Linked DNA regions of Homo sapiens: region 2 is linked to region 1. Evidence: chromatin loops called from intact Hi-C (ENCODE). Cell type or tissue: endothelial cell of umbilical vein. All regions are shown on one strand. Each heading gives the region's core, and the rest is flanking DNA. Links, peaks and the distances in the headings are about the cores only.

Region 1 (14,586 bases), core at 2,955-10,954:
AGAGTTTGTATCCTTTGGCCAACATTTCCTCATTTCCCTCATCCCCAGCCCCTGACAGCCACCATTCTACTCTCTGCATCTATGAGTTTATCTTAGATTCCATTAAGTGGGATTATGCAGTATTTGTCTTTCTGTGTCTAGCTTATTTCATCTAGCATAACGTCCTCCAGGCTCATCTGCATTATCGCAAATGGCAGAATGTCCTCCCTTTTATGGCTGAATAATATTACATTGTGTATATGTTGTCTATATGTGGATATATATGTATACAATATATAATTGTGTGTGTATATATGACACAAGTATATACAAATATATGTATATGACGTGTGTGTGTGTGTGTGTGTGTGTGTATATATATATATATGACATTTTTTCTTTATCCATTCATTCATCAACAAACACTTAGGTTGATCCTATATCTTGGCTATTGTGAATAATTCTGCAATGAATATAGGGGTACTCTTGACCTCAGATGATCCACCTGCCTCAGCCTCCAAAGTTCTGGGATTACAGGCATGAGCCACTGCACCAGGCCCAGATATCTTTTCTTTTCTTTTTCTTTTACTTTTTTTTTTTGAGATGGGAGTCTCGCTCTGTTGCCCAGGCTGGAGTGCAGTGGCGCAATCTTGGCTCACTGCAACCTCTGCCTCCCAGGTTCAAGAAATTCTCCTGCCTCAGCCTTCCTAGTAGCTAGGATTACAGGTGCCTGCTACCACGCTCGGCTAATTTTTGTATTTTTAGTAGAGATGGGGTTTCACCATATTGGCCAGGGTGGTCTTGAACTCCTGACCCTGTGATCCGCCCACCTCGGCCCCGCAAAGTGCTGGGATTACAGGCGTGAGCCACTGCGCCCGGCCCGATATCTTTTCAAAATACTGATTTTGTTTCCTTTGGATATATACCCAGTAGTGAGATTGCGGGATCATATGGTAGTTTTATTTTCAATTTCTTGAGGAACCTCCGTGCTGTGCTCCATAATGGCTGCACCATTTTACTGCGTATTCCCACCAACAGTGTACAAGCGTTCTCTTTTCTCCACACCCGCACCAACACTTATCTCTTGTGTTTTTGAGAACAGCCATCCTAACAGGTGTGAGGTGCTATCTCCTTGTGGCTTTGATTTGCACTTCCCTGATGATTAGCGATGTGCACCTTTTCATGTGCCTGTTGGCCATTTGTATTTCTTTGTTGGAAAAATGTCTATTCGGGTCTTTTTCTCATTTTTTAAATTGGGTTACTTGTCTTTTTGCTATTGAGTTGTATGAGTTACTCATATATTTTGGATATTAACTCCTTATCCGATACATGTTTTGCAAATATTTTCTCCCATACCATAGGCTGCCTTTTTGTTTTGTGGATTATTCCCTTTGCTGCGCAGAAGCTTTTCAGTTTGATGCAGTCTCACTTATTTTTGATTCTGTTGCCTGTACTTCCGGTGTCATATCCGAAGATTAATTGCCAAGACCAATGTAAAGGAGCCTTTCCCCTGTGTTTTCTTCTAGGGGTGTTACAGTTGCAGGTCTTACATTGAAGTCTTCACAAATACATATTTTTAAAAAGCATTGAAATATTCATCATGAACAAAACGAAAACTTTCATGAACTTTCTTATGCCTATTGTGTGCTTTGTTACTTGTTTATTTGTAATCAGATGTGCAGGGATATAAATTCTTTCCAGGTTCTATGGCCTCTGAGGGTCTGGATCCTCCCTCTGGGGTTTCTGCCTGGGGCTGGGGGTGAGCACTGAAAGCCCCCTTCAGGTCCTGACAGCTCGGCCTTCACATTCTCAGAAGCCCTTCCTTCTCCCATCATTTGCATCTCATTAGCACCACCTCGAGCTGGTGGCAGCTTCGCCTGTCTGGAGCCCTGGGACGCAGGCTGCAGCCTGGCCCGGGCGCTGCTCCCAGCTGGAGAAGGGTGCAGCGAAGTGCTTTCCCCTCCCCCCTCCCCGCGTTCTCTGTCCCCACCCTCCCGCCCCACGTGCCGCAGCCACAGGGAGGGTGCAGGAGGACTCGGGGTGTGCCCGGCTCTCCGAACCCCCACCCAGGCTCGTGTCGCCTAGGCTCCTGCCGCGCGTTCCCATGGCAACCGGGTGATGGCGCGGGTCGCGGTGCCTGCCTAGGAGCCACACAGCCACCCAGCTCCCCGCCCCGCCGCCCAGGCCGGATTGGTGACAGTCAGGGCCTCAATCTCCCGAGATGATCGGCGATAATTGGTTTATGGAAATAGCTGAGCGGAGAAGGCGAGCTCCCCGCTAGAAACCAGCCTCCCTGCCAAGCCTGCTCCCACCACCTGTGCTTCCCTCACCACGGAAATGGAGTTGGGGGAGGGATGGCCGAGGAGCTGGGCTGGCACAAATGGGGCTTTTAAGGCAAGTGTTTCACCTGTTGCTCTCGGCACAGCTTCTACCCCCCTTTCACAGTGGGGGCCCTGGGGGGGCAGGGACTTATCATAGTAACCAGGTGTTGGCCTCAGTCACTCCTTGGCTCCTAAGTTTGGGCTCAGGCCTATGTTGGATGCATTGTTGAGGGAAATGGAGGAGGAGATCCGTCCTCAGGGAGCCCCAGAGGAGTGCATAAACCATGTTGATATAAAGTGCTTCAGACCAGGGTCACCACTGCTGTGGAGCTCCAGAAGAGGGAGAGCTCAACTCTGGTGGCTGCCTGGAGGAGGAGGCTTTGAAGGCAGGATTTCAGCAGGCATTGGTGAGTGGGCTGGGGCAGGCACTCCCCAAAAGGAAATGTGGGCAACAGACTCTTGGCAGGAACTGAATGGTGCCAGTATTGGTGGGGGAGGGGAAGTATAGGGTGGCTTGGTGGGAGGCCACCAAGGCTCCCGCCGTCTGTCTATAGAAGGTCTAGGGGTGACATGCTCCTTGGAGGGTGCTTTATAATAAAGATTGAGCAAATATTCAGTGTCCCCAGCGAAGGTTGGCTGGATGGAGATTGTGTTGCCCCTTGGCGCCTTTCTGGAAGAAGTGAGACCCGTGAGGTGGGCATAGACGTGGCGTGGCAGGCCTTGGTGCCAGGCTGGGGAAGTGTGTACCCTGACAGCAGCTGGCTGGAGGGGGTGTGTGGGGTGCATTAAAGGCCCAGAACTAGGGGAGTCCCCATAATAGAAGTGACTGGAGAAGGAGGGGAGGAGGGGAGGGTGGTTATGAGGACCCTACCCCAGGGCTGGGTATGGTGGGGTGGGGCACCCAGAAGTCAGGAGAGGCAGGTCCCAAATCTTCCCCTTCCCCAATCTGACCATCATGCCCATGAGCCCAGCCCAGACTTTTGCATACAAGGAACCTGCCCCACTGGAGCTGAGCTGTGACCAATCCCTGCCCCACTGGTGTGGGGTGGGGAGGGGTGACTCTCTGGATCCGTTGGCACCCTGTCTTCCCCAGCCCTGGTGAGCAGCTTCCCATGCAGCAGCGGAGATGCCAGGTAGTGCCCACAGCAGCTCCTCCCCTCTGGGTATGACAGTCCCAGTCCTGGGCCTTTGGGTGCTAGTATTCCAAATAGCTGTCCCCTGGTTTCTGCTCACAGCCCAACCCATCCCCTGCCCCCACTCTCACGCAGCTACTTACACCACCACATAGGGCCACGGCTCGGAGCCATCCTTGCAGGCAGGCAGGTTGGTAGCCCCATGGAGGGTGACCATGATGGTCTCCTTCTTAGAGGGAGACAGGTGACCGATCTCAGGTTCCGTGCTCTGGGAGGCGATCAGGGGCTCCTCTGGGTCTTCAGTGTTCTGTGGGGAGAGCCAGGGCTGAGTGTTTTTTTTTTTTTTTGAGACAGAGTCTTGCTCTGTTGCCCAGGCTGGAGTGCAGTGGTGCCATCTTGGCTCACTGCAGCCTCTACCTCCCAGGTTCAAGCAATTCTCCTGCCTCAGCCTCCACAGTAGCTGGGATTACAGGCATGTGCCACCACATCCAACTAATTTTTGTATTTTTAGTAGAGACGGGATTTCCCCATGGTCTCAAACTCCTGACCTCAGGTGATCTGCCTGCCTCGGCCTCCCAGAGTGCTGGGATTATAGGCATGAGTTACTGCACCTGGCCCTGAGTGGCCTCCTCTGCTGCGGCACCTCCCTTCACTGCCACCCTCTAGCACTAGCCACTCACAGCTTCCGTCAAGTGCCTGCCTCCCTCTGTCACCCTTCCGCCCACTCTGCAAGGCAGTCGCCTTGGCCCCATTTTCTCCCTACTTCTGTCCCCATCCCACGTCTCTCTCAGTGCCTCTCCTCTAGTCCTGGATCCTACCCTTCCTGCAGGATGAGACAGGCCACCTCACCTTTCAAGTCTGGTCCCACTTCTAAGCCTTAGCTTTCGCAGGTGTCCTCGTCTGTAATTCCTAAATCCCACCTGCTTTTGCAGTCCTAACAATGGGCCACCTTCTTCAGTCTATCTTGTAACCTCACCTCAGCTCACCCATCACCTCAGGTCCCTCCTGTGCACAGCACTTTACAGCTGACAAAGCTTCTCCACGTTCATGGGGGCATTCAGTGCATTACGTGGAGGTGAATGCATGTGTCTGTCCCAGATGCCCCACCTGTCTTCTACCCAGGAAACTTGCGGACTAGGGAGGAAGAGGTGCCTGCCCATGCAGGGGGCTTCCTACACCAGTTGCCCCAAGCAGGGACTCAGCAGCTTAGTAACTTGTGGATTCATGGCCCAAAGGACCATCTTAACGAGAGCTGCTGAGAGAAGACAAAGCCCTGGCCGGCTGAGGCGGTCAGGGAAGACAGCAGGGAGGAGGAGGCCTTAAAGGGTTGGGAGAAGGTGCAGGAGTGGAGTCAGGGAGGACAGGCCAGGAGCAGAACACTGGAGCGAAGGCAGCAAGCGGGAAGGGGCAGAGCTTTCCAAGGCCCAGAGGTGGCTCAGTTTGACTGGGGAGGCAGTGGGGACTCAGAGAAGACGGCAGAGCTGGGCATATAAACGCGGTGGGGTGGGGAGGGGTGTGGCCATGAGGCTGCTGTGGCTCAGGGGTGTCCTTGTCCTCCCTGGCCCTGGTCCTCCACTGGCCGGCTGGCTGACTCACCACTTCCAGTTAATCTGACACAGATTAACCCTTGATAGGCCTCCCGTGGTAGGAGGTCTTGCCTACCCTTTGTCCCTCCAGCTGATATGAGGGGCCATAGAGGGGCACTCCTGGCTCTGGGAGAGGAGCAATGGACCTCCTCAGGGTGGAGGCAGGGCCCTGAGGGGCCACTGGCAGGCTGTTCCTCATCTCTGGAAAGCTCAGCCTGTCAGACCCTGCATTCCAGGGCAGGCCCTGGTTGGGTGGGGTTGAGAACAATGTCCTATTACATAGAGAGGAAATTGAGGCCCAGACAGGAGCAAGGACCTGGGCCCTGGACGGGCTCTGGTTTTGGTGGCAGCCTCGGCAGGCTGGGTCCTTGGCTCAGAATGGCCGGCTCCTGAGGAGCCCTGAGTGTCAGGAGAGGTAGGTTTAAACCAGCTCTGCCTCTCACCATGCTGGGCCCCAAAGCCAGCCATGTTCTGAGAGTCAGTTTCCCCAGTGGGGAGATGAGGACTTGGACCGACCTATCTGGAAGCTGCTCTGCTCCTACCTTGAGCCTTGGCTCCTGGAAGCCTCAGGCAGACAGAAAGAAAAGGGCACAGTGCCTGAGGCTCTGCTCTGCCCCGAGGAGTTTTAGGAACGTTATTTCATCCATTTCTCACGGTAGCGTGGGGTGCCCACCAATCGGAGCCACACACCCCCTCAACAGCTCCCCTTGGGGGTCTACTGGCCTCTCAAAGCTAACGAACTCTGGACTCCCCTTCAAACCCCTCCTCCTGCTGTCTGCCCCAACTCGTTAATGAGTTAATGGCGATGCCATTGTTCTAGTTGTTCAAGCCCCACATCTTGGAGTCCTTCCTGATTCTTCCCTCTCTTCCTCTACATCCCTTATCCAGTTCTTCAGCAGATCCTGTCAGCTCCACCTTCAAACTATATCTGGACTCTGACCCTTCTCAGCATCCTCAGGTCAGCACTCAGGTCCCAGACACCTGTATGTCCCGACTCGCCTCTGATGGAGTTCTGTTTCCTCTCCGACTCTCCGTCCACCCCATCCAATCGCCAGAGTGAGCCTTTACAGATTGGACCCAGACCCTCTCTCTCCTCTGCTCAGAACCCTGAAGTAGCTTGCTGCTTCTCTCAGAGCCTTGCAATGGCCCGTGGGGCCCTCCAGGAGCTGGCCCAGAAAACTGACCTCATCTTGTCCCACGGGCCCTGTGGGTCACTCCGCTCCAGCCACACTGGCCTCCTGGCTGTTTCTCACACCTACCAAGCTCCCTCCTGCCTCCCCGCCTCTGCCCTAGCTGTTTCCTCTGCTCCACCCTGGGTGTCACTCCAGAACTGTCATCCCTGTGCCTTGCTCCCCTACTTCCCTTGGCTTGCCTGGTGCAGGCTGTGGTCCTTGCCTAGCAAGATGGCTAATTAGGAGGTGAGAATACATGCCCCCCAGATCAGAAGTGCCAGTCCTGCAGAGAGGCCCCCCTCTCCTTCCTCTGACTGAGGAGGCCACCCCCACCCTCTTCCAGGACCCAGCAGGGCCTGTCACCATCTACAGAGGTGTTGATGAGGGTTGCCCCTCCTTCTCTCCCCCATGCTCCTGTCAGGGGAGAATGAGGGGAGGGGAAGATGCCCCTGCCTGGAGGTGAAGGAGGAGGAGCAGCCAGAGTGCTGTTCCCTGCCCTCCTGGGTAGGCAGCTTCCTCCCATATCCACCCTCATGCAGGCCACCATGACCCCCCCACTCCCCAGCAGCCTTGCTCTCCTGGTTTAGTGGCACAGGAGTAAGGCTGGCAGCCTCAGGGCAAAAAGACCTAGGTTTCAACTTGGCCGGGTGTGGTGGCTCACGCCTGTAATCCCAGCACTTTGGGAGGCCGAGGCGGGCAAATCACTGGAGGCTGGGAGATCGAGACCAGCCGGGCCAACATGGTGAAACCCCATCTCTACTAAAAATACAAAAATCAGCCAGGTGCGGTGGCATGAGGCTGTAATCCCAGCTATTCGGGAGGCTGAGGCAGAAGAATTGCTTGAACCTAGGAGGCGGAGGTTGCAGTGAGCCAAGATGGTACTCCAGCCTGGGTGATAGAGTGAGACTCCAACAACAACAACAAAAAAAAGACCTAGGTTTCAGCTCAGCTCTGGCCCTACCTCTCTGTACCACCTCCCTGAGCCTTGATTTTCCCACCTGGCCAATGGGAATGTCTGGAATAGTTTGTGATTCAGCCTTTCCAGTGGTTACTGTGCCTGAAGTTCCTGCAGTGAGGCTGGGAGGGGTGATTCATGTTCCTAGATGGATTCACCTTGCTGTGAGGGCACAGGGCCTCTCATGAGCTCCCTAGGGCCATGAAAGGGAGGGCCCAGGAGTAAGACCATTGTCCAGGGGCTCTCATTGGCTCCCTGGCAGCCCCAGAGCCCAACTAGGCATCTGCAGACCTGGCCAGGAGTCACACCGGCTCCTCCTCTATCTCCCCTGCACCTCCCCTCGGGGACAGCCTTCCCTTCTGGGAATAAAGCTTGCAGGAAGTTTGGCGAGAACTATTGTGTTTCAGTTCTGGGCATGAGGCCAACTGCCAGGCTGGCGCCTCCTGGTGAGGCTTGCAGGCATGTGCCCGCTGGGCAGGCTGGGCCCAGGGCCAGGGAGGCTTGGGGCCAAGGGTAAGGCCAGAAGGGGGATGGTGGGCCAGGGCTGCTAACCTCCTGCTATCCCTTTTTTATTCCCATGTCTGGATGGGAATCTGCAGGCTTCCCTCAGAGATGTCCTGCATCAGAACCAATGTCCTCGACCCATCTGTTACCCCTGGCCTGCACTAGAGGATTGATGAGGGAACAGAAAATGCATATACTGGGTTACATGAGTGGTAGGGAACTGGGGGTGATGGGGTACCCCCCCCGTAACTCTCAGTTTGCACAAACTCATCTGTAGGGGTGTGGTGAGCCCTGGGGAGGGAATTCATGCCTCCTCTTGGCTGGGAGCAAAGCTGGATGCTCACCATCAGCTTCTCAGGCTCCCTCTCACTTAACCCACCCAACACTGCTAGGGTGCAGAGATCAGCAGGCAGCTTTTCCAGGCAGGGGTTTGGCCAGTTTACCTGCCCAAGGCCACACAGCCAGTGGATGAGAGGCTGGGCTGTGAGCACCGAAGCAAGCCTGATTCCAAAGCTCAGCACTCTCAGCTACTCCACTGGGCCTGGCAAGATTGGAAGCTGCTAACTCCAGTGCCCTTATCCAAACAGACAGGCAGCCTTGCCCTCAATAGGCCAGGATTAGCCAGCAGATGTTGCAGGGGAACTAGGACTGCCCATCACTTAGGGCATTTTTGGATCCATGTGCTGGGGGGAAGGGCTAGGGTGAGAGGAGGAGGTAGGAACAACAGGGAGTTAATGGTCCTTGAATTCAGCTCCCGCGGGTGGGTTGGGGGGTGCTTAACTTGGTTCTGGTGGGGAGAGAGATGGAAGGAGACAAACTCTTCCACCCACTCCTCCCTATCCTCCAGCAGCCTGGGAGGCCTGAGGAGCTGAGCCCAGTTCTGCCCTCTAGAAGGGCCGTGTGTCTGAAAAGTCACACTAGCTGGAGCGGGGCTGGGCTGGGAGGCAGGGTGCCTGGCTGCCCGGATCTGTCATTTGGGCAAGTTACTTGACTGCAGTGGGGCTATTTCCCAGCAGTTTCACAAGGACTTTCAGTTAAAAATGGTCCCCCATGTTCCTTCTAGTTTCAACATCTAAACTTGCCTGAGAGTTATGGCGGCCAGGGGAAAGCTCTTTCACAGGTGAGGAAGCACACTCAGAGAAAGTAAACCTCTTGTATGAAAGCACACAGCTTAGCTAGTGAGGCCAGGGCTGGAACTGGAAGCTGGGTCTGTCTGACCCCACACTCTTGCTGTCTCTGCTGTGCTCTAACCATGCTTCCTTGGATGTGGATCCCTTCTCTGCTCCACAGTGGATGCCCCCCTGAACTCATAATCTGAGTATCCATTGGTGGCAGCAAGAGGAATTATGTTCTTTGGAGCAGAGAAGCATTCCAAAAGATGACACAAAAGTCAGAAATCATTAAAAAGGGATAGGTTTGATTACATTTTAAAAATCTATACTAACTTCTATAATGGTCCAAAATGCCCTGCAATACAAAGAAAAGAAAAAAAGGAGAAAATGTTTGCTGCATATTTAAAAAAGGATTAATATCCCTAGTATACAAAGAGCACTGAAACCTATAAACATTATCCAATTTAAAAAACATGAACTGGGGATTCACAAAAGAAGAAACACAAATATGTATTATATATACATGATGAGCATCCTTTTTTTTTTTTTTTTTGAGATGGAGTTTTGCTCTTTGTTGCTCAGGCTGGAGTGCTGTGGTGCTATCTCGGCTCACTGCAACCTCCGCCTCCTGGGTTCAAGCAATTCTCCTGTCTCAGCCTCCCGAGTAGCTGGGATTACAGGTGCCCGCTACCACGCCTGGTTAATTTTTGTATTTTTAGTACAGACGGGGTTTCACCATGTTGGCCAGACTGGTCTCGAACTTCTGCCTTGGCCTCCCAAAGTGCTGGGATTACAGGAGTGAGACACCAGGCCTGGCCAACGTCCTTTTATTTTTGAGGCAGAATCTCACACTGTTGCCCAGGCTGGAGGGCAGTGGCGTGATCTCGGCTCACTGCAACATCTGCCTCCCAGGTTCAAGCGATTCTCCTGCCTCAGCATCCTGAGTAACTGGGATTACAGACGTGCACCAACACACCCAGCTAATTTTTGTATTTTTAGTAGAGATGGGGTTTCACCATGTTGGCCAGGCTGGTCTCAAACTCCTGCCTCGGCCTCGCCAAGTGCTGGGATTACAGGCGTGAGCCACCACCCCCGGCCATGATGAGCATCCTTATAGGCGATTCTACCCAGCTATCAAAAGCGCTTCTCAAAGCTACTAATCAAAGCAACCTTGGCTCCTCCTCAGGACTCCCACGCACACTCCCCAGATCCCCAAATCCAGCTCTGTGGGGCAGGTGGGGACCAGCTGGCAGCTTAGGGTGCCAGGTCAACCTGGTGACCGGTTCTGAGTGTGTGGCATTACAGAAAGAGGCTTAATGGGGAGGGCAGAGTCTGCAGGGGGTGGGGGGCAGCTGTGGGCAGAGAACATCAGGAACCAGAGACATCAAAATCAAGAGTAATGAAGTGGAAATCACACTAGGGCCTGGGCACCCCCAGCTATTTGGCTTATTCAACCTGAGTGTAACTACAAAGAGGGTATCCCCCATTTGCAAGTATCTGTGTGCCTTTGGTCTCAGCTCCTTCTGCTATCCCTGTGGGTTAACACCATCTAGGGCAGGGGCTCAGCCTTGCTAGTGAGAGGAAGGTAAGGGGTCCCTTACATTCAACTGTTTACATCTCATCACACTGAGATTCTAGTCCCTTCCTGACAGAGCCCTGCTGCTGGGCCACAGCTTTTTATTAAGCACCCACTATGTGCCAGGCACTGTTCTGAGTGCTGGGGATACGGTGATCAACAAAACACACAAAAATCCCTTCTCTTCAGAGACCCAAGCATCTGTGTTCCAGGACAGGGGCCTAGGCCCCAGAAAATCAGGGCCAGGGATTGGAGAGCATGGGGGCAATGGGGGCATCAGGGCTGCCAAGCCAGCAGCCTGGGAATCTCCTGGGAGATCTTGGACAGGGGTAATGAACCATCTCAGTGGGCTCTCAGACTGTGTGACCCCAGCAATAAGAGTGCAGAAACAACCAGGTAAGGGTGGTCAGCATTGACAACACCTGCAAGTACACTGCATTCCAGTTCCCGTGTGGCCCAAGAGTATAGGGCAGCTAACCTGGGAGAGCCACAGAGACCACCTCACTCCCCATTTCACAGCTGTGAAAACTGAGACCCAGGGAAGGGAAGCTTTTGTCATGATTAAGGAGCAAACAAAACTTTGAAGGAAGGACTTTGAAGGAGGGACGGATTCATGCAGGTGCATGGCCCATGCCCCTGGCCTTACCTTTTTGTTTTTCAGTCCCATCCTCTTGAGGCCAGGAGTGTCTGGCCTTGTTTAACAATCTTGGGGATGAGTACTTGGTATCAGTGGGTGATCAGGAATCAGTCCTGCCCAGACAGCTGGCCTGGGCGTCTTGGAGTCCTTATGGGTAGTAGACAGTATGGAGGTCAATGTGGTCTCAGGGGTGCCACACACCAGCCCTGGGGCCTGGATGTGGGGGGAGGGGGAGGGTGGCCAGGTGGGAGCAGGTCCTGGATCTCTCAGCAGCGAGATGGTCTGTGGGTGGAAGGGCCTTGGGGGTTGAGGGCCATGGCCAGCTGGACAGGGTCAGCAATGAGGCAATTGACTCTTGGCACACCTAGGACGGTGGAGAGATGGGGCAGGGGGGCCCTGTCTCTGCCCAGGCCTGGAAAACAATAAGCTCTTCCACCTAGCTGGGTCACCTGGGCAACACTGTGTGATGTCACAGGGCAGGGCCGAAGTCACACAGGCACCTGTCCAGGTGCAGTGAGCTAGAACGCGAAGCCCTTTTCCCTATTCCTGGAGCTGTGTTCCACCTGCCGCCTGGCACTCAGGCCCCACCCTTCCTGCTCTTGGTGCCTCAAGTAGTCTCCACCAACCCTGTGGTGTGGCCAGCCCCATGCTGCTCAAGCTGCAGCAAAAGAGGAAGCAGACACTGCTCTCAAGAGTGTTGCAGCTTGATCGGTAAAACAGCTACTTCTGTTGAAGAATCTACCAGCCATCGTGCCTCTTTGGGTACCTATAGTCTTCCATTTATTTGATAATAATAAACACAAACTTCAAGAGGATGGTTTCTTCTTGGAGGGTGGGTGGGAAGATCGGGGAGAGAAGAGGGTAAGAGCATACATTCTAAACTTTTGGGTTTTTAGATTGGGTGGTCAGTTAATGGAAATTCATTACATTATTGAAAATAAATTATAATTAAACAATTAAAGAAAGCCATGATGGGTCAGTGATGGCACTAGAGTACGAACCAAAGATTATGGTTCAGTTCTGAGCACTGCAAGAAATTATTACAAAGACAAAGAGCATTTGCTGCACGCCAGGCAGGGTCCTAAGTGCTTTTGGTGAGGTGAGATGGCAGAATGAAGAGAGACTAGTCCTTGGCCTGGGGTGGGGGGTTGCTCTATAGAGAGGTGAGGTCTGAACTGGGCTTCGAAGAATGATCAGAAATCCTGGGCTAGAAGAGGAGGGATTTGGGGTACTGGGCAGTGTTCAGAAGTGTTTGGGGGGCCCCTGTGGCCTGCCTCATTTCTACCTATTTTGGGCCCCAAGTTGGAGATTCTTTTAATCTGGCCGAAGAGCAGGACCAGCCTGGCAGCCAGGAGGCAGGAGACTCCGGCTTTGCAGAGGCCTCCCAGCCTCCCTCTCTACCCCCACTCCAGAGAGAGCAGCAGCAAGGATGTGGTTCTCCCCAGTTTAGAGACAGAAAAACTGAGGCTTTGCTTTTGATTAGAACTGAAAGGACCAGCCAAGGTCACCCAGACACTGGTGGGGGATGGTAGTCAGGAACCCCACTCCTAATTTTCTCCCCGTCTAGGCCTGCCAAGAGTGGTACTCCTGGGGCTCTGGGGCTGGGGGCCTGACCAGGAATGGCCTGGCTGTGAGCACTGTGCTTTATCTCCCTTGTGGGCCAACATGTCCCAGCACAGTGTGTATGTGTGGAAAGGTCTCAGTGGCTGCTCCCCCAGTCTCTCTAGAGCGCATCTCCCCCAACCTCTCAGGCCTGCTTAGTCTAGGAGGCTAGGGCAGCAGGTTCAGGGGGTGGGGAGCCATTGCTCCTTCTCTAGCAGCAGGACTGAAGATGCAAGCCAGGTGCCTAGGAAGCAAACTTTAATGAAGCACTCATTCTCAGGGCTGTGCGAGCGCTCCGCTCCCGACACAGAGCCTCACATTTTGTGCCCTGGCCACCTTGCCTGCCTCACTGTGGTCCTTGCCCTGCCCTGCAGCTCTGCCTCAGTCCCCGGGGCTCGGGGCTCTCACCCAGCTACCCTCCTTGGCATCTGAGCTTTCTGCCTCTGCAGCCACGCCCCTGCCATCTTCCTGCCTGGGAAGATAATGCGATTGGGCACTGGTTCCAGGCCGTCTGGCTCCAGGGTGCAAGTGGGCCCTGTGCACTCAGCAGCCACCAGTAGGGCCCTTCTACCTCCTGACTTGCTGGTTGTTCACCTCCCCAGACCAAGGACCCCTGAGACACCAGCTCCTGTGCCTGTCCTAACCTCCCCCGAGAGCTGCTTCCTCCTTGCCTGTGAGAAGGCCTTAGCAGCATGAGCCCAGCTGCTCTACCTTCTCCTCCCCTTCCTCCAGCAAGGTGAGCTCTATATCCCCAGCCCAGAGAAGTGGGCTTGCTCCTCAAATGTCCAGGGGCCAGCCCCAAGCTGTGATGATTCAGGGAGATTCCAGGGTGAGGGAGAGCAGGGAATGATTAATCTCACAGCTAATAGATAACTGTGCCCACCCCCTACCCACAGGAGACAGCACTTGGAGCTATATCACTAGGAGGGGCCAGGGGTTAAATGTGGCCACTAGAGAGCCCATAGTTCTGGGAGGGGCAAGCCCCTGAGGCTGGATCTGGGGCTGGCTCTTGGGGAAGGAGGGATCTTGCTGGCTGGACAGCAAGAAGAATCTGGGTAGACAGATGTGGCTCATAGTCAGCCCTGCTTCCTCATGCCATGTCTGGGGCCTGGAGTCTGAGGAAGCAGCCTGTGAGGACAAACTACCCATGCAATGAGACTCAGGGGAGTGTGTCTGTCTTCCAGAGACGCCCCCGCCTCCTGACTTGGCCTTTCCTTCCCTGTGAGTCCTGTCCCACCCCCACATTTGGGCAGCTGAGTTGGATGAGGTGGGAAATGTAGGCAGTGTGATTTTGTAGCAAATGGCAGCTCAAAGCTGTGTGATCTTGGGCAAAATGTTAACCCTTTCTGAGCTTTGGTTCCCATCCTTATTCAGTGAGGCAATCAGGGCTGCTCTGTGGGCTGAATGAGACCACGCAGGTAAAGCTCTTAACACGGATGGTTATGAGCTCCAGGCATGCTCGCTTTTCCCTGCTAACCAACCTTGGGCTTGGCAAGTTCTCTCTAGTGCAGCTCTGGGTGGCAGTGACTTCAGTTTAAACCCAGCTCAGCACCTTAAGGGGTGGGGTGTGAACTGGCCTCAAGGGGCCCAGTTAGAGCCCTTGTGGAAGCACAGGGCAAAGCCAGCTCTCCAATCTCTCTGCAGAAACTCCTGAGGCTGAGCCTCATAACTTATATGAGGTCAGAGCAGCCCTCGAAGGTCCTGGCCAGCAGCCGGTGGATTCAGAGCGGGGAGCCCTCTCAGAGTTTTCCATCCTTCAGCCAACAAGTGAAGACCTGCTGTCTACACCACTGGGGCCGAGGGTGCGTGGCAGTGGGAGCATAGAGACCCTCTAAAGGAAATGCTTCAGTAGACAACAGTCAAAATAATCAAAGGAGGGGCAGGGACTTGCCCTGGTCCCACGCCCCTGCCTCATGTTTCTTACATACCAGGAGTGAACTTGCAGCTCCAGAAGCAGCACACACACAGGAGGTGTTGCTGTGGACCAGGAGGACTGCACACACGTTCAG
Region 2 (14,586 bases), core at 255-8,254, 63 kb after region 1:
GGCTTGTGGCTCCCTCAGGCCCTCGCCTCTTCTTCGGTGTCTCTCTCTTTTTGTGTCCTCCCTCCACTGCCATCTATCCCTTCTCTCTATCAAGGAACCCAGATGATAGTAGAAAGAGCTTGCCTTACCCATAGAGAAAAGGGACAATGGCTCAGCCCACTCCAAAGTACCTCTCTACATACCCGGCATGGGGCTGGAAGTACCCCCGTGAACCTTTCTTGCTTTGGGAATCGGTACTGCTCTCCCCTGGATCCTCTGTTTCCTTAAAACCATGCCCCTCCCCACTTTGTAGCAAGGGAGTTCCCTGTCAGATGACAAGTCTGTGGGAGAACCTTGGCTCCCAGGGGAACTTGGAATTAGCAGACAGGGGACCCAGAAAAGGGAGGTGGGAGGCATCAGGGTCATAGAAAGACTCAGATGGACCTAGAGTTAAAGCCCAGCTCTGCCACTGAATAGCTGACAGCCTTGGCTAAGTCTCCCAATCTCTCTGGGCCTCAGTTTCCCATCTCCCAGCATGGTGGGTTGAAAGAGAGAAGGCCTTGCCCAGGGTGGGGTGCACAGAAGACATAGCAATAAATGGTAGGCACTCAGTAAATACACAGCAGTTCTGGGCATCCAGGTCTGACACTGACCCTGGGGAGGGAGCTCTGGGGAACGGCCTGCCTCAGCTTTCTTCTCCCATCCTAGGCGAGTGCTCTATGCAGCCACCTTTCTTCTCTTCCCCCTCAATGTGCTGGTGGGTGCCATGGTGGCCACCTGGCGAGTGCTCCTCTCTGCCCTCTACAACGCCATCCACCTTGGCCAGATGGACCTCAGCCTGCTGCCACCGAGAGCCGCCACTCTCGACCCCGGTAAGGTCACTGGGCGGGGCTGGAGGATTGCTCAGGCTACCCAAGCAGTGAGGAAGGCATCTGCCCTGCCCCAGGGCCGTGCCAGCTGATCAGTTCACACCGATGCCTGTAGCTGCATGTGCCACCTGTGTGCCCCTGCGCTGTGCCTCCTGTGGCCCTGCAGCACGTGCAGTGGATGTGGGGTGTTCTAGCAGGTCCACACGTGCCCATGCAGCCAATGTGCCACGTGCTTGGTGTGTCGACATGCTTGGATGCAGGGAGTGCACGTGCACTCCCTGTGTGTGTGTTAGGGGATGTCTGGATGCCTCCAGTGTGGCCCCTGCTCCCCCAGCATTGCCATCCGCCACCCCACCCCAGGCTACTACACGTACCGAAACTTCTTGAAGATTGAAGTCAGCCAGTCGCATCCAGCCATGACAGCCTTCTGCTCCCTGCTCCTGCAAGCGCAGAGCCTCCTACCCAGGACCATGGCAGCCCCCCAGGACAGCCTCAGACCAGGGGAGGAAGACGAAGGTGCGCCCTCCCACTGGGAATGGGGGAATAGAGCCTACCCAGCTTCTTCTAGGAAGGATGTGTGCCCCTCCCCAGCACACAGAGTGAGCGCCAGGAAAATTCTCACTTCCTCTCTTCCTTGGCTGCCTTTGGTCACCCCTCCTGGTCTGATCTCAGGGTGATTTTTTCCATGATATGAACACACACATACACACACCATATGTGTGCACACAGAGAGAATGAAACAGCTGCCTTCCTAAGGGGCTCCGTCACTGCCCCCGCTTCTCCCTTGGGGCAGGGAGTATGACTCCTCCTTTCCTTCTGCCCAGAAGTGTGTGTAGGGAGGGGACACTAAGCCAGCTCCAGACCCTTGTCCCACCCAGCTTCCAGTCCATCCACAGACCTCACCCCCCACTTCCATGTGCTGCCTGCAGGGGACATCCTAAGCCTCACGACCTGCACACGCCTGGGATTTTCAGGCTCTCTGATCAGGTCTGAGGGCCAGGGAGGGTTGGCTGGGTGTTTGCTGAGTGACTCACAGAAAGTCCGTCTCTCTCAGGGATGCAGCTGCTACAGACAAAGGACTCCATGGCCAAGGGAGCTAGGCCCGGGGCCAGCCGCGGCAGGGCTCGCTGGGGTCTGGCCTACACGCTGCTGCACAACCCAACCCTGCAGGTCTTCCGCAAGACGGCCCTGTTGGGTGCCAATGGTGCCCAGCCCTGAGGGCAGGGAAGGTCAACCCACCTGCCCATCTGTGCTGAGGCATGTTCCTGCCTACCATCCTCCTCCCTCCCCGGCTCTCCTCCCAGCATCACACCAGCCATGCAGCCAGCAGGTCCTCCGGATCACTGTGGTTGGGTGGAGGTCTGTCTGCACTGGGAGCCTCAGGAGGGCTCTGCTCCACCCACTTGGCTATGGGAGAGCCAGCAGGGGTTCTGGAGAAAGAAACTGGTGGGTTAGGGCCTTGGTCCAGGAGCCAGTTGAGCCAGGGCAGCCACATCCAGGCGTCTCCCTACCCTGGCTCTGCCATCAGCCTTGAAGGGCCTCGATGAAGCCTTCTCTGGAACCACTCCAGCCCAGCTCCACCTCAGCCTTGGCCTTCACGCTGTGGAAGCAGCCAAGGCACTTCCTCACCCCCTCAGCGCCACGGACCTCTCTGGGGAGTGGCCGGAAAGCTCCCGGGCCTCTGGCCTGCAGGGCAGCCCAAGTCATGACTCAGACCAGGTCCCACACTGAGCTGCCCACACTCGAGAGCCAGATATTTTTGTAGTTTTTATGCCTTTGGCTATTATGAAAGAGGTTAGTGTGTTCCCTGCAATAAACTTGTTCCTGAGAAACTGTCCTCATAGCGGGAGGGGTATGCAGGGAAAACCCCGCCTACACTGTCAGGAACACTGTGCATTGATGGGGATGGGGCTTGGGGTGTTCTGGTCACATGCTGGGCCAGACACTGGGTGGAAGGCAGAACCCATAGCTGCATCCTTTTGGGTGGCAAAGAGACTGGGGACCCTATGATGCCACCCCTGAGCCATGTGAATGCTGGCTTTGGAAGTGGGACTTATTCTGGGTCTTGAAGAAGGGGCAGGATCTGGGGAGGAGAAGCGACTTCAGGAATGCTGGGGAAGCAGTGTGACTCCAGGTGTGGAGGTAGGAAGGGGCGTGTCACATGGGGGGACATAGCGTAGGCTGTCCTGATGGGAGGAGAATGAGAATACGGAGGGGAAAGGAGGGTGGAGACAGACTGGGGTCTTTTCCCTACTGGGGGCTTGGTGGAGGTGGAGGGCGGGGTATATGAATAAAGAACATGCCCTGGGTCCACTGAGGGGCTGGGGGCTACAGAGGGTAGGAAGATGTGGCCACCCTACAGATCTAGGTCAGCAGGGCCTTGAGAAATGCCTGCACAGTTAGTGGAGATCAACAGTCCCCTGCCCCAAGCTCAGGTTCCTGCTACAGCCTCAAATACCTGTAAAGCCAGGGGTGGGGTCAGGGACCTGAAACCCACTTTCAAGGCTGCCCCGAGGAGGCCAAAGAGGGCACACTGTGATCCCACTGCAGCCCGTTGAAAAAGGCTTCCTGACCTTGTTTCAGCAACTAACAGGGTCTCAGGGGAGGAGAATCCAGGTTCCCAGAGAAAGGGGGCCTGTTCACATTGGGGATGGGGGAACATCCAGGAAGGCTTTCTGGAGGTGGTGATGCCAGAGCCCACTCTCAAAGACTGACTTAGCCAAATGAAGAACAGGGAAAGGGTGCCTGGGCGGAGGGAACAGTATAAGCAAAGGTGCAGAGGATGGCACACCATGGAACATTAAGGGAACAATTAAATAGCTGTTCCAAGAAGAGGAAGGAAGGGTGCGCTTGTTGGAGGAGCAGGTCAGAGAGGCTCTAAGTGGGGAATTCAGGCTTTACCTGGAGGGCAGTGGGGACCACGGAAGACCTTAAAGCAGGGGAGCAGCTAGTCCACTCAAGGCACAGCCATTCCCTGTGTTAGGTCTTAGGTCCATGTCCTACTCCAAGAAGCCAAGCCACTCAGCTAGGAATGGAGCCAGGGATGTCCAAGTCAGGCTGGGAATATCAAGCCTTAGGCAATCAGAGTCTATTGGACCATGAAGTAGCACCTAGTCCTACCATGTCATTTGGTTTTTGAGGCAACTGAAGCCCAGACGTGGGCAATGACTTACCCAAGGTGGCCTAGCGCATGGAATTTGGCTCCATCCTGCTGTTTTCCACCAGACGTGAGTCATTTTTTTCAACTTTTATTTTAGATTAGGAGTCATTCTTGATACATGCTGCTGGTGACATCAGCTCAGCAGGAGCTGCAAGTTGATGAGGGGAGAGTGGGCAGGGGGAGGTGCTGTATGTGGACCTGGAGGGAGGGAATGGGGCTGGCCAGCAGCCAAGGCTCACAGCTGCTACCCCAGACTCCTTAGCATCCTGCCTCCACTTTGCTGAGCTCAGCAGTTCTGGGAGCTCTGGAGAAAGGCCACAGAGCCTCTCCCCCAGGCCATTGTCTCTGCATGCAGCATCCTCGATCTTGAAAGGGATGGGATAGAGGCAGTAGGAAGACATATATCCTACCTGGCACAGATAGGAGGTTGTGCAGAGTCTCCAGGTTAGGACCTCATCCTTATGCTCCTCATCTGGAGAGGCTGAAGGTTGCTGTACACACACACACACACATGCACTGGAGAGGCTGAAGGTTGCTGTACACACACACACACGCACCGCTCAGGTTGCTGTACACACACACACACACACACACACACACACACACACACGGCCCAGGCCAGTTACTGATCCACTTGCTCTGTGGGGAAAGATTCCTACAGGGAATCTGCAGTCCTCATTTGGACTTTCCTCTTGGAATACCATTTCTTCTTTGGGAGAAAGATAAGTACGATTTGTTTCCCCCCTGGTTTCTCCCTCAAATATGTAAATATGTTCTCTTATTCCCAGTCTCTCTGGGGCTTTCTCCTCCTCTGTCCTGTGTCCCCTTCTCCTCATCTGTCTCCTCCATCTTGCCCCACCTGTCCCCTCTTTCCTCTTCATTCCTAACATCTCTTCCAGGAGCAGGACAGGGAAGAGGAGCTACCACCCAGGCACTTCCATTTCCTTGCGCCTTTCCAAAATGCCTCTCTTGAAGCCACTGCTGACATCAGGCGCTGCTCAGGGTCGCCAGCCACCCCAGGCTCCTGCCCCCAGCTGTCCTGTGGGATGGTTTGGAGGAAGGGAACATCTGCAGCTCAGCTCACCGCAAGGCCCAGCCCCTGACACAGCATCGGGCCAGCACTCCTGTGCCTCCACAGTCTGTTGGAGTCTCAGAGGCCCCTGCCACTGTGGGCAGGCAGGCTGGCTGCCCTGACTCTTCAGCTCCTGATCCTATCTCCCAGCAGAGGCTCCTAGATCCAGACAAAATTCCAGGCAGACACGGAGGGGCATCAGAAATGCTGTTTATTTCTCTGCTGCTCCCAAGCTGGCTGGCCTTTGCAGAGGAGCAGACAACAGATGCATAGTTGGGGAGAAAGGGAGGACAGGTTCCAGGATAGAGGTTGCAGGCTGAGGGAGGAAGGGTAAGAGGAAGGAAGGCCATCCTGGATCCCCACATTTCAGTCTCAGATGAGGACAAAGGGACTCCCAAGCCCCCAAATCATCAGAAAACAGCAAGGAGCAGGAGGAGCTTGAGCAGGCCCCAGGGAGCCTCAGAGCCATACCAGCCACTGTCTACTTCCCATCCTCCTCTCCCATTCCCTGTCTGCTTCAGACCACCTCCCAGCTAAGCCCCAGCTCCATTCCCCCAATCCTGGCCCTTGCCAGCTTGACAGTCACAGTGCCTGGAATTCCACCACTGAGGCTTCTCCCAGTTGGATTAGGACGTCGCCCCGTTAGCATGCTGCCCCTGAGAGGAGAGCACAGGCAATGCTGTTAGCAGCAATGAGCACCGCAGACAGTGAGTTAGGGGATCAAATTCTATCCTAGTCACTAGTTTGGAGCAGGTCTAGAAGTTGGGGATAGCAGGTGCTCTAGAAGAGATTAGAAGGAGAGGTAGGAAAATGTGAAGTCACCCATGCAGGCCTCAGGAGTTGCCAACCCCAGACCCCTGCAGCACTTAAAGGGGCATTGGTAGGGGCAAGGGGAGGAGTTAGGGAAGCCCTGGGTGGGGCTAGAAGGAGGTGAGGAAGAAGAAGAGGAGGAGGCTTTGGCCCAGCAGGAGCAGGCCTGGGGGCAGCTGCCCAGGGACCCCTTCTGCGACTGCAGCCTCAGGGTTCCCAGCACGGCTGAGGTAGATGATGACCACATTGTCCTCCGGCCCTGATGGCTGCACCTCGTTGTCAACCGTATAGCAGCCCTTTCCCTCAACCGCTTTGCCATGGAACCTGCGCCCCAGTGTGTCCTCACCACCCTCACCGGGCGTGGCCAGTGCCACGTCCACTGAGCTCTCAGCACTGCCCAGCTCATTGGTGGCCAGGCAGCTGTAGGTGCCTTCCTCCAGCTTGCCAAAGTCGGGGATAAGCAGGCTGCCATTGGCAAAGGCCTGGAAGCGCGGCTGGGAGCTGGCCACAGGGGTGCCAGGCAGGGCACGCCCATCAGTGCCCACGTTGGGGCTGGTGATCTCCACAATGCCACTGGGTATCTGGATGTGCCAGTGAAGCTGAGGGGCCGGCTGCCCGTCCACATCACAGTGCAGTGCCAGCACAAAACCAGGCCGCAGCTCGGCACCATCCTGGCTGGGTTGGTAGCTGAGCTGCACTGAGGGCGCCGAGCATGGCAGTGGCGGCAGGCGGCTCAGCGGCGTACCCTTGAGCACATGGGGTGAGGTGCAGGCGATGTTGTCCTGCTCCGGGATGGACACGGCCGTGGTCAGGGCCCATGTCTTGAGCCACACGATGCCGCAGGTGCAGTCGAAGGGGTTCTCGTTGATCTGCAGGTGGGACAGCGCGGTGAGCGGGGTGAAGGTGCCCTCGGCCAATGTGTGCAAGCGGTTGTGGTTGAGTTGCAGCGAGCGCAGAGCACGGAGGCTGCGGAAGGCGTCGCGGGGGATGAAGGTCAGCTCGTTGCTGTCCATCTTGAGCAATTGGAGGGCACTGAGGTTGTGCAGGTCGCTCCAGGCAAAGTCAGAGATGAGATTGTGGCTGAGGTCCAGGCTCTTGAGATGGCTCAGAGAGGCCAGGGCTCCGGCGGCCACCGTGCGGATCTCATTGTGTGCCAGCCACAGCGACTGCAGCAGGGGCACCTCCCTGAAGGCACCCTCCGGCAAGCCTGGCAGCCGGTTGGCTGACAGGCTCAGTGTAGTCACATTGGCCGGGAAGCCAGGCGGCACGGATTCTAGGTCGCGGTAGGCACAGTCGGCGATCTGGAAGCCATACTTTTCCCCACAGTCGCAGGGCTCAGGGCAGGCCTGAGCCAGGCCCAGGAGAAGCGCCCACCAGAGCAGATGCAGCTCCTGCATGGTGCCTCCTGCAGAGAAAGGCATGTCACCCAGGGGATCCCGAGAACCTGCCAAAGGGACTCATTCCTCCCACAAGCCCAGCCAGAGCTCTTTCCCATCAGGAGGCCCTGTCCCACATAACCCAGCTAAATCCCAACACCACCTAGCCCACCGCCCCCATCCTACGGAAGGAGAAACTGAGGCCAAGAGAAGGGCGGAGACTTGCCCGAGGTCACGCAGCCAGGCAGGATGAAGACGGGATGGAAGAGGACCCCAGCTCCTCCTCCGAGTGGAGAGTTCTCCCTGCCTCGGCCTGTTCCTAGCTGACTTTATGACTTGAAATCTGTTTTCCAGCCACCCCCCTCCCCCAGCACTTTGCAGAACCTCCCCCTGCCCTCCCACATCCTGGCCGCAGTCCCTCCCACCGGAGCCCCCCATAGGTATGCTTTGCCTTGGCCCAGACGAGGCCCCTTGTGCAGTGCACACCACCCCCATCCACTCCACCCGCCCTCTCCCGCTCCTCCGGCCATGACCGCAGCAGACACCAGGCCTTTTCTGTGGAATCACACCCGTGGCCTGTTCTGTTCAAACTTAGCCAGGCAGCTGCCTAAATAAACCCCCGCCAGGACCTCTCAGCTGACTTGGGTGAGGCCAGAGGCTCAGCCCAAACGCAGCTGGGATTTCTGGGGCCTCAGTTGTGGGTTGTGGAAGAAGCAGATGCCCCCTGGACGGCTCCAAGCTAGGGATTGTCCCACGCACCTCAGACCAGCAGGGATGGACCAAGAGGGAACCAGCCCCTATGTCCAACAGGCCTCCCGCTCCCGCCGCTGGCCCTGGAGCCCTCCTCCCCACTGGCTTACCTTCAAGCTACTCTTAGTCAAGCGGAGCCTCTTCTAAGGTGGAACCAAAAAGCAACAGAGGACCTTAGCCCTGAGAGTCTGCAGGGCCACGGGCGCCCAAGGGAGGACTTGGATGCTGGGGCGAGGGGCAGCCTGGTCCCACCCCACCTTCGATGTGCAGGCCTGTGCCCTCCCTGCCCCAGACAGGGTGCCTGGAACCATCCACTGAGAGGAGGCGGCAGGGAGGAGCCCGGGGCAGCCCGCGCACTCCCTCCTTCCAGCAAAACAACTGCTTCTCTGCAGCAACAAGGACCTGTGTTTCATAAGTGACACCAGAAACTTGAGGGGGGAAGAGATGCCAAATTTTTTTGGGTTGTGTTTTTTCTCTCTCTCTCACTCACTTTTAGCAGCTTCAACTTCCTTAAAGACACAGCACTGTCTGGAAAGGACCCAAGAAATGATGGGGCCAGGAGGATTTTAGCGGGGGAAGGGCGAGAAATTGAATCTCATGGAAGGTGGGAGATTTCCACTTCAAACAAGAAAAAACGGGAAGCTTTTGTCCAAGCCAGGGTTGTATGTGTGTTGGTGTGTATACGTGTGTGTGTGTGTACAAGTTTGTGGGTGTGAGGGTGCGTATTTCTGGATTTGTATGTGTGTTTGCATGGATGTGGGTATGAAACCATGTACATGAGTTTGTGTGTGAGTGTGTGTGTGTGTCTGTCTTGGTGTGGGTTTGTGTGTGGAAGTGAGTGTGCATCCATGTGTGTGTGTTTCAGTGAAAAGCCAAGAAGGCCAAAGTGTACAAAGCAGATACCAACCCTTCGGTGAAAGCCAAGATGTTAGGCATTTTTTTTTTTTTTAAGAAAACATATCCTGCTGGCTCTGAGACTGAGCTGCGCTAAATGCATGTTGTTGTCCAGGGAGCTCCCAAGACTCCAGGCCCCGCCCCTCACTGCGCTCCCCACTGGCTGGGGAGGAAACAGGGAGGCCTGGCTCAGAAAACTCAGGGCGGGAGCCTGTTGACCTTCAGTGCTCCTGGCTGGGATTCTGAGCCACCCAGGCCCACTGCCCACTGGGCACCCAGAGGGGAGGCCAAGGGGCCGCACTCCCGGAGAGTTCTCTCTGTGTCCCCCACAGGGCCCAAAATCCCACTGTTGGTGCTGGACATCTACGCGGTCAGCATCGGCCTCTCTGAGCTCCACTGTTCCAACACCAACTGTGTGGAAGGGGCAGACGCCTCCAGGGTGAGGATATGTGACCCCTTTTCCAAACGGGAAGGCCCAGGGGAGGGGAATGGGGAAACAAAAGAGGCCCAAAACGAGGGAGCTGGAAGAGAAACCGAAAGATGAAGGAGCCCAGAAAAGAACTTTGTAGACTGAAGAATTTTGCTCTCCACAGACAAGCCTACCGTATCCCCTCAGTAGCCCTCCCCAAGCTTCCTTGGCCTTCCATCTGATAACTGGTTGAATTCTGCTCATGACTCAACTTACCCTCTCAGCAGGGCCAAGGGCAGACAGGGCTCATCTTTGGCTGAAAGCATCCCCAGGAAGCCTGCCCCAGCTCATCACACCCCATTCCCTGTCACCAAGCAAGGCCACAGAAGTCCCCAGCATGCTGCCTGCAAAACACCCGAGTCTGATGCTGAGGATATTATTATGGTCCAATGGAGAGCACCCTCTCTTTCCCCTGCAGAGGAAGCCCTCTCTTGCATCATCCTGACTGTGCTGGAGAATTTCTAGGAAAGTCCTGAATTTGGTGGGCCAACCAGAGGCTGCAAGAAACACATCCAGGGTTCAGTAAACCAGAGGGGAGACTCAGTGACCTCAGTGTCAGTCAGGGAGGGCTTCCTGGTGGAGGGGGCTTCACTATGTTCTGCACAGCCCATACACACACCCTCACCTGCACAAAGTCTGTGCCACCAGCTTTACCTCCAGGGTGCTCTGAGGAGCTCATAGTTCCCACCCCACCTCCCTCCTTGCAAGCACATCAGGGTCAGAGTACAAGCACCTCCTCAGCCCTCAGTTCCCAGTGACTGTTCTCTCAGACATTCCTGACTTTTCTTCATAGCTCCTCCTATAAGCTGTGATTATTTATTCATGCGTGCTTAATGTGCGACCCCTTACTAGAGAGGAAGCCCACTGAGGGCAGAGGCCTTAACTTCCCAGGTGCTATTGATCTCCAGCACAGGGAAGACACTCTGTAAGCGCCCCCTTCATGGCATGATGGACAAGTTGGGTGGTCATCAGAAGGAAGCATTTTAGAGCTCACCCACTTCATCTCCTCATCAACTTACAGATAGGGCCTTTGGGCCCAGGCTAGGGAAGGGGCATGCCCAAGACATTTTAGAGAATATTTCATACAGTGTAGGAGACCCATGCTCTGTTGGGTGGGTGAGTATGTCAGCAGCCTTCTGGGGGCAGGGAGTCTGTCCCCTCATTCCCTACCTAAGACCTTAATGACAGCCAAACACTAAGCTCAGACTCCCACCTCAAAACAGATGTGGGGGGCTGAGGGCGGGAAAAGTGGGAGGGACCAGCCCACCTGGGCAGAAATGAGACTGTGCGTGCTGGTCACTGATGTATCTTCCTGGTCTGCTCAGGTCCTGCCACTGCCTGCAAGGTGTGGCCATACCCGCTTCCACCAGGAAGGACAATAAGGCCGCCAGGATCTCAGCCAAGGACTATTGACTCTCCAAGGTGTCTCACAGTGGGACAGGTGGGCCTGCTCCTCAGCAGAGCCCAGGAGCAGTTGTGCAGGCCTCTGAGGATGGGGCGTATGACCTCCTGGGTTGCCCCTCTGCTCTTCTCTTGCTGTCAGAGCTCAAGTTCTTTCTGTAAAGCCCACCTCACAGGAGATCATGCCAGCAGGCAGGGAGACAAGTCAGAAGTCGGGCTCCCTGATCTTTTCAGGCTGGGAGCTTCCTGTGGGCTGTCTGGGCTGCCATCTCCCCTCTCCTGGCCTCCTCTAAATTGGGCTCAGGCCTGAGATGGGGACCCTTGGTGAGTATGTGCGGCCCTGACTGTCCCCAGAACTAGGAGGCCAAGCTTGGGAGCCCCTCCTGTGAGTCCTGGCCCTGTCTCCTGTGGGTCCCTGGCAGCTTGTAGGGTGACCAGCCAACAGTCCTGGTTCACCTGGAACTGATGGGTTTTCTGGGACATGGGACTTTCCATGCTAAAATCGAGACAGTCTCAGCAAACCAGTACAGTTGGTCACCCTAGCAGGGGAGGGGGGCTCACTCCCTCCCACAGTTTTTCTTTCCCCCTGCTCCCCTTCCTGCCTGCAGAGGTCCAGCCCTCTCTCCTCCCATTCCGCTGCCTCTCGCTCTGCTCCTGCTCCTGCTGCCCCTAGCCAGGGCGCCAGCCGCACCCCAGCTGTGGCTGCTCAACCAGGACTCCCCCACCCCAGAAGGCCTCACTCCCACTGACCAGGGGCACCACGTCAGCTTTTCCTGGAAGGCAAAAAAAAAGATCCTGATGAGAAGATGGAGCGAGAGGGACAAGCCCAGCAGAGACAGAAAACTGGAGAGAAACAGAGAAATGAGAGAGACACCAGGAAAGAGAGGGAAAAACAGAGAATCACAGCCTCCTTTCTGGAGGTAGAGAAAGGAAGCAAGGGAGAAAGACCCAGAAAGAGAGATGGAGGAAGAAGGTCTGAACCCGGAAACAGGCTCTGAGAGGAGAGAGGCAGTCGGGGGCTGCTGTGGTCAGCTGTGGTTGTGGGCTGTAGCCATCCCACCAAGAGGGGCAGAGTCTATCTTGGTCCCGACACTGTATTCCCCCCAGCAGCCTGCTGGAATAGCTGGGAGGAAACTCGGGGCACTCCTGGTGGGACTTGGTTAAGCCTGTGGGTGTCCTGGGAGAGAGAGGCTGTTGAGAAGATAGGGTTATGGAAGGAGCTTTGGACAGCTGGTGGGACTGCGTGCGTGCATGTGTGTGTGTGTGTGTGTGCGCGCGCACACACACACAACATGCACATGCATGGGGGGACATAGAGTGATCTGCCTAGGTCACCAAATTATGAGGCTTCCTTTTTCTAGGCCTTAGTGCCTCTGTCATACGTGAGAGTTGGTCTAAAGTCCTTTGGCCCCTATATTCTGCCTGTTTAGAATTCTCAAAAATGTCTACACTAACACAAGGGGCCCGTGTGCATGCGTGTGTTCATGCACAATTTCTGTGTGCATGCATGTGAAAGGTGAGCCTGTGACTATTCTCCATGTGTGTGTGTTGTTCATGCACAAGTGTGGGGATGTGAGGTGGAGTGAGCAGGAGCTCGTGGCATGTGCACCCAGGGCTGTGGATGGGGGAGAGGCACTGCAGGCCCTATCTTCTCTTCTGGCGTCACCCTAGCCCAGAGGTTGCAGCTGACCTTACCTGGGGTGGCCTCACTCCCATTTCCTCCCCATTCTCCTCCACCCCTTCCCACCACTTGGGCATGAGGGCTTCTCCCCTCTTCTCAGGATCTCTGACCTAGGAACCCAGGTGAGCCTTGGTGGGCAACCTGGCCACTTTCCCTGGCCTCACCCCCCTTTGCTCTGGCCCTGCTCACTGTGTGCAGCCCCACGTGTGCCCTGCTCCCACCTTGGGGCTGCTGCTCCTACTATTTCCTCTAACTGGACAAAGTCTGTCCACACCTGCAGGGCTCCCTTCCTCTTGTCTTTTGAGGTTTGTTCAAATGCCAGCTCCCCAGAAAGGCCTTCCCAGGCCACTCTATATAAACAGTCTTTGTCCCTTGCTGTCTCCTCACCTTGCCTTACTTGTCCTTCTTCCCTCCCCTCCCCTGACATCTCTGTTAGTGTGTTTCCTGTCTATCTCCGCAATCTGAATGTGAGCTCCACACAGGTGGGTACTTCGTTCTGTCCACTGCTATCCCCCTAGTGCCCAGCAAAGGGCCTGCCACTTAGTAGGTGCTTAACAAATAGTTGCTGAACAAAGGAATGAATGAACAATAACCTTGACCTTCCAGCTGGAGCCTTTGCCCCCCTCTCTCCTCCCTCCTCCGTCTGCCCAGGGCCTCCTAAGCCCTCCCTGCTGACTGTCACTGCCCTTCCACTCAGGGCCATCTCCAGCCACTTTTCTGGTCCCCTCTCCTGGCACCATTCCCACTGCTCTCTCCTGACCTTCATGTTCATCCTCAGGGACTATTTTCAGCAGTAGCACCAATTGAAGCATACTTCATAGGAATTATTTTTGTTTTTCCCCAAGCCAGTCCCAGTTTCCAGGAATGCAGAACTTGGCCGCACCCCCAGGATACATCACAGACCTCGAGTTTTCAGCCCCAGCCCTTCCCAAAGGGTAGGGGTGGGACTGGGGAGTGTTATGAATGACAGTGAGTGTTCAGTTTAAAGTTCTAGATTGGAACCAGTGCTATAGGGTCAGGATCACGACCCTCTGTTAGCTGTGGGGCACTAGGAATGGGCCAAGGGCCATTTGTTAGGGGTCAGCATGAAGGGTCTGGATTAGACGCGGGTGCAGGTTGAGTGGGTGGGGCAGGGTTAGTTTAACCCTGAGGATGAAGCAGGATCTGGGGTCTGGAATGGGGGAGTCACAATAATCCCTCTGCTCCAGGGGAAGATGGAATTGAGGGTAAAGGGCTTGGAGGGTAATGCAGAGAGAGAGAAAAGGAGAAACGGGGGGACCCAGCAGAAAGCGAGGGTGAGGGAAGGGGGAGGGAGGGAGACTGAGACATAAAGAGAACAGTGGTGGCAAAGGCCTGGGACAGTCAGGAGGAAGGTGGAGCCTCTCACTGACAGCAGAAACCCATCTGGCTTGGCAGACACCTGCTTCTCACGAAGAGGTGAGGCTGCAGCGCTGTTCCATGCAACACCTCCCCACCCACCCCCAGCCACCAGACAGAGACTGTGGGCAGAGCTTGGCCTTCTCCCAACCCTGAGGGGCTACCAGGAGGTACAGGTGGGAGCACCAGGCTAGAGATGGAGGGAGGAGAGAAGCTCTGGCAGAGAATGCTGACCAAGAGGAGGCAGGGCAAGCAGGCTGTGCTGACCTCAGCCCAGGGAACCTCTCGGGGGAGACAAGAAGACAGGTGGCCAGTGGGCCTGGGGAGGTGGTATTGTCTTCAGGGGCCTCTGGGAGAGCAGGCCAAGCAGGACAGAAGGCGGCACAGCTGCTGAGGGTTGTAGAAGCTGAGAGAAGAGAGGTGAGAGCTGCGGATCAGGAAGACTCAAGGGAGGAGGTGAGAACTTGGATAATTTTCATAAGTTTTATTGAAGTGAAGCATGCAAATGGCAAAACAGAGCATCACATTGACAGAGAGGCCTCTAACAAAACACTACGATCCTCCTTCTCCCACCCTCGCCTTCTCTTATGCACTCTCCAGAGCAACAACTGATGGTTTCTGGTTCTTCTTCGGCTGTGGTTACACACGTCAGGCCTGCCCATAACATTTGCAGGGCCTGTGACAAAAGAATAATTGGAGGCCCATATACCATATGTGTAAATATTTTATTTATTTATTTATTTATTTA

What was found. Hi-C counts contacts between places; a loop is a spot of excess contacts. Peaks named below come from ENCODE experiments on the same cell type or tissue, not always from the same donor. Only the 100,000 strongest peaks of a DNase experiment are listed, where the experiment ranks them.
Region 2: a loop joins it to region 1, with 2.1 times the contacts of the local background. A loop is called at or near these places in 4 of 110 quality-filtered maps.

The regions. Positions count from the first base shown.
Region 1 is chr15:74,233,139-74,247,724 of GRCh38, reverse strand. It overlaps CCDC33 (coiled-coil domain containing 33), which reads right to left and starts at 11,399. Exons shown (of 19, transcript NM_025055.5): 1 at 10,985-11,399; 2 at 3,577-3,740. The coding sequence starts at 11,005. It overlaps LOC105370893 (a long non-coding RNA gene), which reads left to right and starts at 14,220. Exons shown (of 4, transcript XR_932459.3): 1 at 14,220-14,379; 2 at 14,509-14,586. RefSeq lists enhancers at 1,770-2,769, 3,270-3,771, 7,558-8,153, 8,154-8,749, 13,112-13,708 and 1 more. In endothelial cell of umbilical vein, for the core only: a CTCF peak has its summit at 7,561 (motif pointing left); a DNase peak (open chromatin) is centred at 7,554; H3K27ac peaks cover 392 bases.
Region 2 is chr15:74,167,560-74,182,145 of GRCh38, reverse strand. ISLR (immunoglobulin superfamily containing leucine rich repeat) reads right to left here and starts at 8,436. Exons shown (of 2, transcript NM_005545.4): 1 at 8,127-8,436; 2 at 5,275-7,295. The coding sequence starts at 7,287. The coding sequence ends at 6,001. It overlaps STRA6 (signaling receptor and transporter of retinol STRA6), which reads left to right. Exons shown (of 19, transcript NM_022369.4): 17 at 688-851; 18 at 1,209-1,364; 19 at 1,903-2,680. The coding sequence ends at 2,066. RefSeq lists enhancers at 474-1,010, 3,025-3,194, 5,102-5,618, 6,726-7,714, 7,715-8,702 and 2 more. In endothelial cell of umbilical vein, for the core only: no CTCF peak of the experiment used is centred there; no DNase peak of the experiment used is centred there; H3K27ac peaks cover 548 bases.